Regions from separate parts of the Homo sapiens genome. Here region 1 is linked to region 2. A link is a contact called in ENCODE Hi-C or POLR2A ChIA-PET data. All regions are on one chromosome and are shown on one strand. Each heading gives the region's core, a stretch centred on a gene start or an enhancer-like site at or near the end of the contact. The rest is flanking DNA. Distances are from core to core; before and after follow the strand shown. Region 1 overlaps CCDC88C (coiled-coil domain containing 88C). Region 2 overlaps RPS6KA5 (ribosomal protein S6 kinase A5).

Region 1 (5,198 bases), core at 600-3,099, 280 kb before region 2:
CATCAAGCAGAACTAGGTTGTGTGCCACTTCAGATGCTTGTTTTCATTTATCGCCTATAGACTGTGGGGAAATAAATTATTTATTGCAGTTTTTGTTTGTTTGTTTTGAGATGGAGTCTCACTCTGTCACCCAGGCTGGAGTGCAGTGGTGCGATCTCGGCTCACTGCAAGCTCCACCTCCCAGGTTCAAGTGATTCTTGTGCCTTGGCTAATTTTTGTATTTTTAGTAGAGATGGGATTTCACGAAGTTAGCCAGGCTGGTCTCGAACTCCTGACCTCAAATGATCCACCCACCTCACCTCCCAAAGTGCTGGGATTACAGGCGTGAGCCACCACACCTGGCTTTTTATTGCAATTTCTGAGAAAAGTTTGAAAATATGTATCTTATGGGGCAAGGACAATCAACAGGAAACTGTTTGGCAAAGAAATCGGAATTTGTTCTGGTAACAAGAAAATAGTATATTGACTTACTATTTTGAATTTTTCTTACAGTCTTAATCTGGTTTTAATATCAGGGTAATTCTGGCTTCATAAAATGATTTGGGAAGTATTCCCTCCTCTTCAGTTTTCTGATGATTTTGGATGTTGTTGGATGGAGAGGTATACAAATATCAATTATGTTAAGTAGGTTGATAGTATTGTTCAGGTATTCTATATCCTTATTTACAGATATTCTGTATACTTGTTCTAGAAAATAGGTTCTGTTTTCATTGTAAGAGACAGGGTTTCACTCTGTCGCCCAGGCTGGAGTGCAGTGCTGCAATCATAGCTCACTATAACCTCCAACTCCTGGGCTCAAGCAGTCCTCCTGCCTCAGCCTCCCAAGTAGCTGGGACTATAGGCATACAACACCATGCCCAGCTAAGTTAAAAATACTTTTTTTTTGTAGAGATGGGGTCTCACTATGTTGCTCAGGCTGGTCTTGAATTCTTTGGTTCAAGTGACCCTCCTGCTTCTGCTTCCTGAAGTCCTGGGATTACAAGCCTGAGCCACCACAGTCAGCTGAAAAGAGGTTTTTAAAAAATAGTCAGAGAGGGCACAGCACACAAGGGAGTTATCCAGGGAAAGGACATCATCTGCCCCAGCAGCTCACATTTGTGGCGAGTGGCTCAGGACTGAAGTACCCTCTGAGTGCCCGTCTATGCGGTTTAGTCCCCTTCCCACAGCAGTTGCTTAAGTTCTGGAACAGCCATCCTGGGTACCCTCTGGGTCTTCTGCCCTGAGGGTCCCGGCTATTTTCGTGTCTGCTCGAGCACTTGACCTGCTCCCCAGCCCTCCTCGCTGACTGTGGGGCCTGCGCCACGCCGCGCTTCTCCCTCTCGGCAGGTGGAGAACTCCACGCTGAGTTCCCAGAGCGCAGCGCTCACCGCGCAGTACACGCTGCTGCAGAACCACCACACGGCCAAGGAGACGGAGAACGAAAGCCTGCAGAGGCAGCAGGAGCAACTTACAGCGGCCTACGAGGCCCTGCTGCAGGACCACGAGCACCTGGGCACGCTGCACGAGCGGCAATCGGCCGAGTACGAGGCCCTCATCCGCCAGCACAGCTGCCTAAAGACACTGCATCGGAATCTGGAGCTGGAGCACAAGGAGCTCGGGGAGAGGTAGGGCCTGGGGAAGGAAGGGGATCTGGGGAGGGGTAGAGTCCAGAGGAGAGGCTGGGCCCAGGGGGAAAGGTGGGGCCTGGGGTAGATGGGTGGGACCTAGGGGAGAGGCAGGGCCTGGGGAAGATGGGTGGAGCCTGGAGGAGATGGGTGGGACCTGGGGGAGAGTGATAGAGCCTGGAGGAGGGGTGGGGCCTGGGGAGAGGGGTGGAGCCTGGAGGAGAGGCAGAGCCTGGGGAGAGAGGTGGAGCCTGGAGAGAGGCGGGGTCTGGGGGAGGTGGGTAGGACCTGTGGGAAAGGCAGGGACTGGGGGAGATGGGTGGAGCCTGGACGAGAGGCGGGGGCCTCGTGAGAAGGGTGGAGCCTGGAGGAGAGGTGGAGCCTGGAGCAGAGGTGGGGTCTCAGGAGAGGGTCTCAGGAGAGGCAGGGCTTTGGGGAAGTGGGCAGGGCCCGGGGGAGAGGCAGGGTGTGTGGGGAGGGGAGGTGAAGGAGGGTGGAGGTGGGGCCCCTGGGTAGGCCTGCAGCGGGGCCTGAGGCCAGGCCTGGGGAGTCTGTCAGGCTGCGCGGAGGACTGGGACTTCCCTGGACCTCCCCTGCAGGAAATCTCTTGGCCAGCTGCTTCCCATTGTTGGGGCACCTGAGCTTTCCCAAAAGGAAGGAAATAAACGTTACCTTTAGCAATTTGGAATTTGTGCAACTGAAGACAGTAGTAAGAGGGGCTCCTGTGTGGAGAAGGGGATGCCTCTACTATTTCCAGTGGGCCTTTGGGGCCCTGATCCCTAAGGGTTCTCTTCTGTCTCTTTTCTCCCCAAAACAGAAATAAGGAGGGAATTCTCCACGGCTCCGTTTGTAGGGGTATGCCTTCTCTGGCCTCCCAGCTCTTCTCTTTCATATCAAGGTCTCGCTTGCTTTTTTTCATTTTTAACCTTTAATTATGGAAACTTCCGAACATATAGAAAGGAAGCAGAATCATATAGTGAAACTCTTGTGTATGCATCATGCACTCTCGACAGTCATTTATGTCCTGCTGTTCTCATTTCATGTGCACCTCCCACTCTCCACACCCTCACCCCATTTTTTACAGGTAAAACTTACATTGAAATGCACACATCTTAACTTTGCACTCTTGACAGTTCATGGTCTTGGGTTTTGTATTCATTAAGTCAGCCAATCTGGGCTGGGATTCTGTCTCCTGCTGATCAGTGATGGTACCAGGCACCTGCGCAGGGCATGGCAGGATCCAGGGAGGGCTAGGAGAGGTAGGATGCTGCTCTCCAGAGTCTGAGGGGCAGGTGTGATGTGCACCTGAATCTGATGCATGAGAGAGACATGGCTAAAGAGAGGCTCTCAGGTACTTGGAGTACAACAGAGGGAGCAAGATCTACTTCCTTTGCCTGGGAAATGGCCCTGCTGATGGTATATCCTTTGGAGCCGCCTCAACAACATGGCTAAGTGATCGTTGGTTCTTCAAGGTGGGAGTGGGGAGGACATCTCCACGGTCAGGAGCCACAAATGTCATTGAATCACAAAAGCCTTGTGCGGGCGCTGATGATGCTTGTGGGTTCATGGGTGGTGATGACATTCATTTATTCACTTGCCAAGTGCTTCCTTTTTGTCTCTATCTGGAGTTCTTCACCCCTTTTATCCATCCAGATCTCCATCCTTCAGGGGCTGTTGAGGCATCTGAAACTATAAGACTACTCCTTCCGGCCTAAAGTAGCATCTTCTGCCTCTTTTCACTTTGATCTCTCCCTCGTCTTCCCCCACCCATCTTGTTATTTGTGTGACATTTATTGTGTACGTGGTGCTGTGTCTAGACATGGTAGGAGTTGCACCCAGCTGACAAACTAATGAAGCATTCGTGTAAGTCTGATACTAGCATGATGCCCAGCACTCACCAGGCACTTGCGTGCCTTATTCTTAGTGTTATGTTATGTCGTATTAAATAATGCTGTATTGTATTCTTTCCTTCTTTCTTTATTTTGAGATGGAGTCTCACTCTGTCGCCCAGGCTGGAGTGCAGTGGAGCGATCTTGGCTCACAGCAGCCTCCACCTCCCGGCTTCAAGCAATCCTCCTACTTCAGCCTCCCAAGTAGCTGGGACTACAGGCATGCACCACCACACCCGGCTAATTTTTGTATTTTTTAGTAGAGATGGGGTTTCACCATGTTGACCAGGCTGGTTTTGAACTCCCTACCTCAAGTGATCCACCTGTCTCGGCCTCCCAAAATGCTGGGATTATAGGCGTGAGCCACCGTGCTGACCCCTTATTGTATTCTTAATGTGCATTCAGAGAGCAAAGGTTTTGGCAGGTGGAGTCTGGACTGTTGTTTTCCCTGCAGGTCCTTGCTCAGTACAGCATGTGGTAGTTACTCAGTGCTTTTTGCTGGTTGGACAGATGACTGGAGGCTCCCTTGCTGTGTCTGCAGCAGGGCTACAGGTTTAGGAGTGTAGGTACATGGCACACAAGGATGATGGTTTTCTCTTCTTCTCATTTGACACTAAAATCGGAGACGCTCACCCACTCATTGCTCTAACAAGCATTCACTACGTGTCATTCCTCACACGGGGATTCAGTGGTGAGTAAGAGTTATAAAGTTTCTGCCCTACAGTTGGGTCATTGCTAATGGTTAGAGACATGCTTGATTAATGTGCTTTTCCAACAAGGTGCAGTGGAGTCCTGAAGAGAAAGGCCAGAAACCCCAGGGACACTGGCTAGCCTCTGTCAGATTGTCTTTGGGTGTGAGACACTCAGGAAGGGGTCTGTAGAGAAGAATTTGCCTGAATGGGAAAGATCAGGAGACTGTGCCTCAGACTTCTCAACACTTCCAGTCTGCTAGGAGATCCTGGGTCACCCGTGAACACACGAGGTTGAAACAGGCTGGGAAGGGGAGGGGCCGGGACCTATGGGGCTACATCATTGTACTCTGCCCCCCAAGAGATGGCCAGTGCAGCCGACAAAGATAGATTAGAGCCTGGAGAAGATTAGAGCCTTGAGGGTAAGGAGAAAGTTGTGGGGACGGTGAGGGCTGTGGCTAAGGCGCCTGAGGAGAGCTGCTGTGTGTATGTGACAACTAGTCCCTGGCAGCTCCTGGGTGAGCCTCTGTCCCCTGGGGAAGGCCAGACTAAGAACAAGTGGATGCAGGCTCCTAAGGGGAGAGGGAGAGGCTTCTCCAGCCCTTGGAGGGTGAGATTAGCTGTGATGTGCAGCGGAATTCCACTGTTTGTTTTGTGGTTTCTCTTAGATTTATTTGTGCTTAGTGAACTACCTAGTAGCGTATTTATAATTCCCTAAAAGAGAAGGGCATGGAGCTCAGAAAATGTAGTCATCACATTGTCAGGTGGCTAAAGGAAGAGCGACTGCTTTATCAGGGCATGGAGGGACTATGGAGACAGAACGGGCTGGAGGAAGAGGATTCTGGGCTCCAGGGCTTGGCGCTGGCCTTGACATGGCTCCCAGTGGCTGCGCTCCCCGCCTGTTCCCTGCCCCATGCCCCTCACTTCTGCAGAGAGACTCTCCAGAGGAATCCCATTTTCTCACGGGAGGCACGCAGATCCTCTGGGATGTGAGTTACCTGTCGGAAAAGAAGGCC
Region 2 (5,190 bases), core at 933-3,432:
GAGAGTCCCCAAAACTTTAGACAAAACACATACAGAAATCATTCTCAGAAAGAGAAAATGTCAGCAATATGTGCCAAAATACAGAACCCTGGTCTGGGACTTGTTAGTTTACACCTGTGGCTAAGGAAAAGGGTGTTAAAGTGAGCAGAACCAGAAGGGGCAGCCTCTGAGAAGCCTTGCATTTAGAGGGGAATCAGATAAATAGAAAAGGGGTTGGTACCTTGGAGATGTGACCAGTGAAGAGAAAGAGAAAATTATACATTTTTGCAGAAACAGGAAAAATTACTAGTTTTTCTCTATCATTCATTAAACAAAGTGAACCTCACTAAACTGTTAGTGACTTTTTATACTTAGAATGCTGTGTAATAAATGCCTAGAAATAGAACAAATTACTACAAAACTACTGTAAAAGGAAAACAGAAAATGCAAATAAAAATATTCCTCCAAATCCAACCATTATGTAGAAAAAAAACAGGAATATAATACTCCAAACTGAATAAATGTCCTGAGACAAGCATTAGATGATATAAAAAGAGAAACATAACACCTGGAATCAGGTATTAAAAACGAAGAAAGAAATGGACAAGAAAAGGGAGGAAATGGATTCTGGAAAAAAAATGACAATGACAATTGATTCTGGGAAAAAAAAGGAAAAGACAGAATTGTATCAGAAATGATGAATATATTTACAAGTTCTCCAAGGAAGAATAGATTTAAATACAAATTTAATAAGGGCATTGAAGAAAAGCAGGGGAACACTTAATTAAATACAGAAAGAAAAAATGTCAGAGAAAAAGTGGCTGAAATGGAGAACAGGCAAAGAAAATGTAACATGTAGAACTGGAGTCCTTAAAGAAGAAAAATTATTCAGCAAATGTAATTCTGAGAATAAAAGAAGACTTGAGTATACACATTGAAATGGCTTACTAGGTACTGGGGAAAATTGATAATGATACAATTATCAGTTCTCATAACAAACAGCTCTGAGATATATCCTATTAATACTATTAGACTTCAATATTGAGTGATATTGTTAGATTTTAATATTTTAAAAAATCCTCAGGGCTTTAGGCAAAAAGATAAAATAAATTATAAACGGAAGGATAGTTAGGTTGGCATCCAACTTCTTAAAAGTGACATACAAAGCAAGGCAGCACTGGAGCAACTTTGTGTTGGTGGTTTTTTTTTAAAGAAACTTAGGGAAAGAAAGTACAAAGCAAGAGTTATATCCAACTAACTGCCTTCAAGATTAAGGCTATAAAACAAAGTTTGAGGTTGGGCACGGTGGCTCATGCCGGTAATCCCAGCACTTTGGGAGGCCGAGGTGGGTGGATCATGAGGTCAGAAGTTCAAGACCAGCCTGGCCAACGTGGTGAAACCCCATCTCTACTAAAAATACAAAAATTAGCCAGGCATGGTGGTGCACGCCTGTAGTCCTAGCTACTTGGGAGGCTGAGGCAGGAGAATCGCTTGAACCCAGGAGGCAGAGGTTGCAGTGAGGAGATCACACCATTGCAGTCCAGCCTGGGCAACAGAGTGAGACTCTGTCTCCAAAAAAAAAAAGAAAAAATTTGAGCACTCAAGAGCTCAGAGAATACCCTACACAGGTAGTCTCCCTGAGGATCTACTAGACAATGAATTTCATCCAAACAGATTGAGAAAACAACCTGATGGTGAGCACTTAATATACTTATTTGTAGAGCTGAGACTAAGGAACAAGGATGGGCCCATAGGTAGAAGAGTAGTACACAAATCTTTTTTTTTTTTTTTTTTTTAGATAGAGTTTTACTCTGTTGCCAGGCTGGAGTGCAGTGGCGTGATCTCACCTCACTACAACCTCCGCCTCCTCGGTTCAAGTGATTCTCCTGCCCCAGCCTCCTGAGTAGCTGGGATTACAGGCGTGCGCCACCATGCCCAGCTAATTTTTACATTTTTAGTAGAGATGGGGTTTCACCATGCTGGCTAAGCTGGTCTCGAACTCCTGACCTGGTGATCTGCCTGCCTCGGCCTCCCAAAGTGCTGGGATTACATGTGTGAGCAACCACGCCCGGACAGTAGTACACAAATCTTAAATTATATTGAATATATATTTGTAATTACATAAGTATGCAAGAGCATAAGTACATGTGCATACTTGTTCCCGATTTTAGTTTCAATTTCAATTTCACTTGAAGTCATAGCAAACATCTAGTTCCTTGAAATGTAACACACAGAAACAGAATCAGAAACCATGCAAACCATGTAAACATTTTCAAATTCAGGCATTTATTTCCAGTCTAAAAATGTGGTAGGAAACTGAGGTAGGACCTGAATTCTTAGATGCTCAACCTTTTTTTTCTGCTTTAACTGCCACCAACCATCCTCTAGTTGCTGCCACTCTGATATTTATTGGAAAGACACAGAGAAGTGAGCAGACAGGTTGTTTCATAAGTGGTTTAGTGATGGGTAGCAGACCAGGCTTTCATACTAGGTAGAGACATGGACATTATTGATATACTTCACATTCCATTGGATCCCCATTATAATATTTGGGTTTCACCATTCAATTTGATCATTATTCTTGTACATCATATTCTTGTTCTGAGTAAGTTGGCTATATGCTTTTTGGTTCATTTGGGATGACTTCAATCAGTAAACAAGTTTAAAGTCAGTTTCACATTCAAATAGTTTCCTGCATGAGGAAATTAAAAGCAAATGGTTACAAGTCAACTGAATAAGGCATTCCTTATAATATTATGAAACACGCATACCACATATGTATACAATATAAGTTCATGTACAGCATAAATATTTGTGCACCAGATTTAAATGTATATAAAATGACCTAAATATGCATAAATATATGATCTAAATATGTATGTCCTAGCTCTGTTCATGAAAGAGCCTAGAAGGCAAGGTACCTCAGTAGCAAGCAGCATACCTGATGCCCAGATCTTGGTTTCTATTAAGATTCCATAAGATCTTATTTCCCATTAAAAGGAATCAAGGCTACTTGTAAGAGAACAAATGAAGTTCTCAAAAATAGAAAGAGAGAAAGAAAAAGAAAAGTAAAGAAAGGGGGCATGTCAGGACACAGAGCCGGCTTTTGAAAGTGCTTCCAGTGACCAAATCTGGGACAACTTGTGCATTAAAATGATTAGGGAAAGGCTGGGTGTGGTGGCTCATGCCTGTAATCCCAGCACTTTGGGAGGCTGAGGTGGGCGGATCACCTGAGGTCAGGAGTTAGAGACCAGCCTGACCAGTATGATGAATCCCTGTCTCTACTAAAAATACAAAAATTAACCAGGCATGGTGGCATGTGTCTGTAATCCCAGCTACTCAGGAGGCTGAGGCAGGAGAATCGCGAGAACCACCATGCCTGGCTTATTTTTTTAAATTGAAATAGAGACGGATCTTACTGTGTTGCCCAGCCTGGTCTTGAACTCCTGGGCTCAAGCAATCCTCCTGCTTCAGCCTCCCAAAGTGCTGGGATTTCAGGTGTGAGTCATTGTGCCTGACCAAGAATGAGTATTAAAGCATTGAAAAAAATGGTGATTCATGAGTAGCCTAATAGATAGGTAGATATCTAAGCAGGAATAAGGGAGGTCTCTTCTCTGTGGTGCAATGCTGACTGATAAACTTGGAAGAAGTGGAAGAGTCAGAAAGTTACTCCATTGTAACCATTATAGTAAGGATTAGTTCAGGCAAGAATTGTCAGTGAATGCTCAATCTAGATAGGACATTTTGATGAAGAACAGCGTATTTTTCATGCCCTAAAATGTGTCCCTATGGATTGCTTTATTTCCCTATTGCTTTATCCACCTATACAGTGGATAAACTGGACATCACTTTAACTGGATGATAAATCTAATGTCATTAATGAGGGACAGACTGATGTTGTATGCTTCGGGTTTGGATACCTGCAAAGCACACATCACCTAAGTATTGAACATGCATAACCTGAATGATGATGAAGTGCCAGTGAAACAAAAAATTATATTTAAATAAAAAACAATATTCCTCAACAAAGTCAGTCCTAAAAGACAGAAATTGAGAAACTTCCAGATGAAATGAGACCTAAGAGACATGACAAAATAAAGGCAATATCTGATTATATACTTGATTATATACTGGATTTTATACTCAAGGAAAAAGTGCTGTAATAATGTATTAGGCTTCTCCAGAGACCAGGACCAATAGGATATATACATACACATACACATATAAACACACACACACACACACACACACACACACACACACAATAGGATATATACATACACATACACATATAAACACACACACACACACACACACACACACACACACACACACACACACACAGTCATTCCTTAGCATCCATAGGAGATTGGTTTCAGGATCCCCTATAGATACCAAAATCTGTGGATGCTCAAGTCCCTTATATAAATTGGCATAGTATTTGCATATAATCTATACATCCTCCTACATACCTTAAATCATCTCTACATTACTTTAAATACCTAATACAATGTAAATTGTATGTAAATTATTGTTATACTGTATTATTTCTTATTGTTGTATCATTATGTTTCATCACTTTTTTTGAATATTTTAAATCTATAATTGGTTGAATTCACAGATTTGGAACCCATGGACATGGAGGGCCATACACACACACGTGTACATGCACACACACACACACACACCCACATAAACACAAATGGTCATGTGCCACAGTGACATTTCAGTCAGTGATGGACTGCTATACAACAGTGGTCCCATTAGATTATAATACGGTGTTGTTACTGTAACTTTTCTATGTTTAGATGTGTTTAATTAGACAAATACTTGCCATTGTGCTCCAGTTGCCTATAGTATTCCTTACAGTCATATGCTGTACAGGGTTGTAGCCCAGGAGCAATAGGCTAGATCATCTAGCCTAGGTGTATAGTAGGCTGTACCATCTAGGTTTGAGTAAGCACATTCTATGGTGTTCATACAATGACAGAGTTGCTTAATGATGCATTTCTCAGACAATATCTCCATTGTTAAGTGATGCATGACTGTATGTACAGATGCTACTTGACTTACAATGAGGTTATGTTCCGATAACACCATTATAAGTTGAAAATATCCTAAGATGAAAATGTCTGGCTGAGTGGGAGCTATGGCTTACCGCTACTGCCAAGCATTGTGAGAGAAGTACCGTTTCTACTGTATGTGTATTAC

Evidence for each region. A loop is a pair of places that touch in the nucleus more often than their neighbours do. ChIA-PET counts read pairs that join two places held with the same protein, here RNA polymerase II (POLR2A). Pooled maps may share reads with other maps.
Region 1: a pooled map shows a loop between it and region 2 (5-fold over the local background). The contact joins two enhancer-like sites. A Hi-C loop is called at or near these places in 6 of 50 pooled maps. POLR2A ChIA-PET finds 5 or more read pairs at or near these places in 4 of 52 experiments (B cell, OCI-LY7, activated T-cell and 1 more).

Annotation. Positions count from the first base shown.
Region 1 is chr14:91,300,107-91,305,304 of GRCh38, reverse strand. It overlaps CCDC88C (coiled-coil domain containing 88C), which reads left to right. Exons shown (of 30, transcript NM_001080414.4): 20 at 1,327-1,604. Among named protein-coding and RNA genes, the nearest start is that of GPR68, 58 kb to the right of the region's middle. RefSeq lists an enhancer at 1-18 and silencers at 1,723-1,882, 2,043-2,102. Within about 2 kb of position 1,849, at least 5 of the 41 ENCODE cell types and tissues checked have a DNase peak (open chromatin) inside an H3K27ac peak, as active enhancers do; they include B cell, where a contact is called at or near this core.
Region 2 is chr14:91,019,668-91,024,857 of GRCh38, reverse strand. All of the region lies in intron 1 of RPS6KA5 (ribosomal protein S6 kinase A5), which reads left to right. Among named protein-coding and RNA genes, the nearest start is that of RPS6KA5, 38 kb to the left of the region's middle. RefSeq lists enhancers at 2,075-2,234, 2,315-2,434, 2,445-2,494. Within about 2 kb of position 2,182, at least 8 of the 41 ENCODE cell types and tissues checked have a DNase peak (open chromatin) inside an H3K27ac peak, as active enhancers do; they include B cell, where a contact is called at or near this core.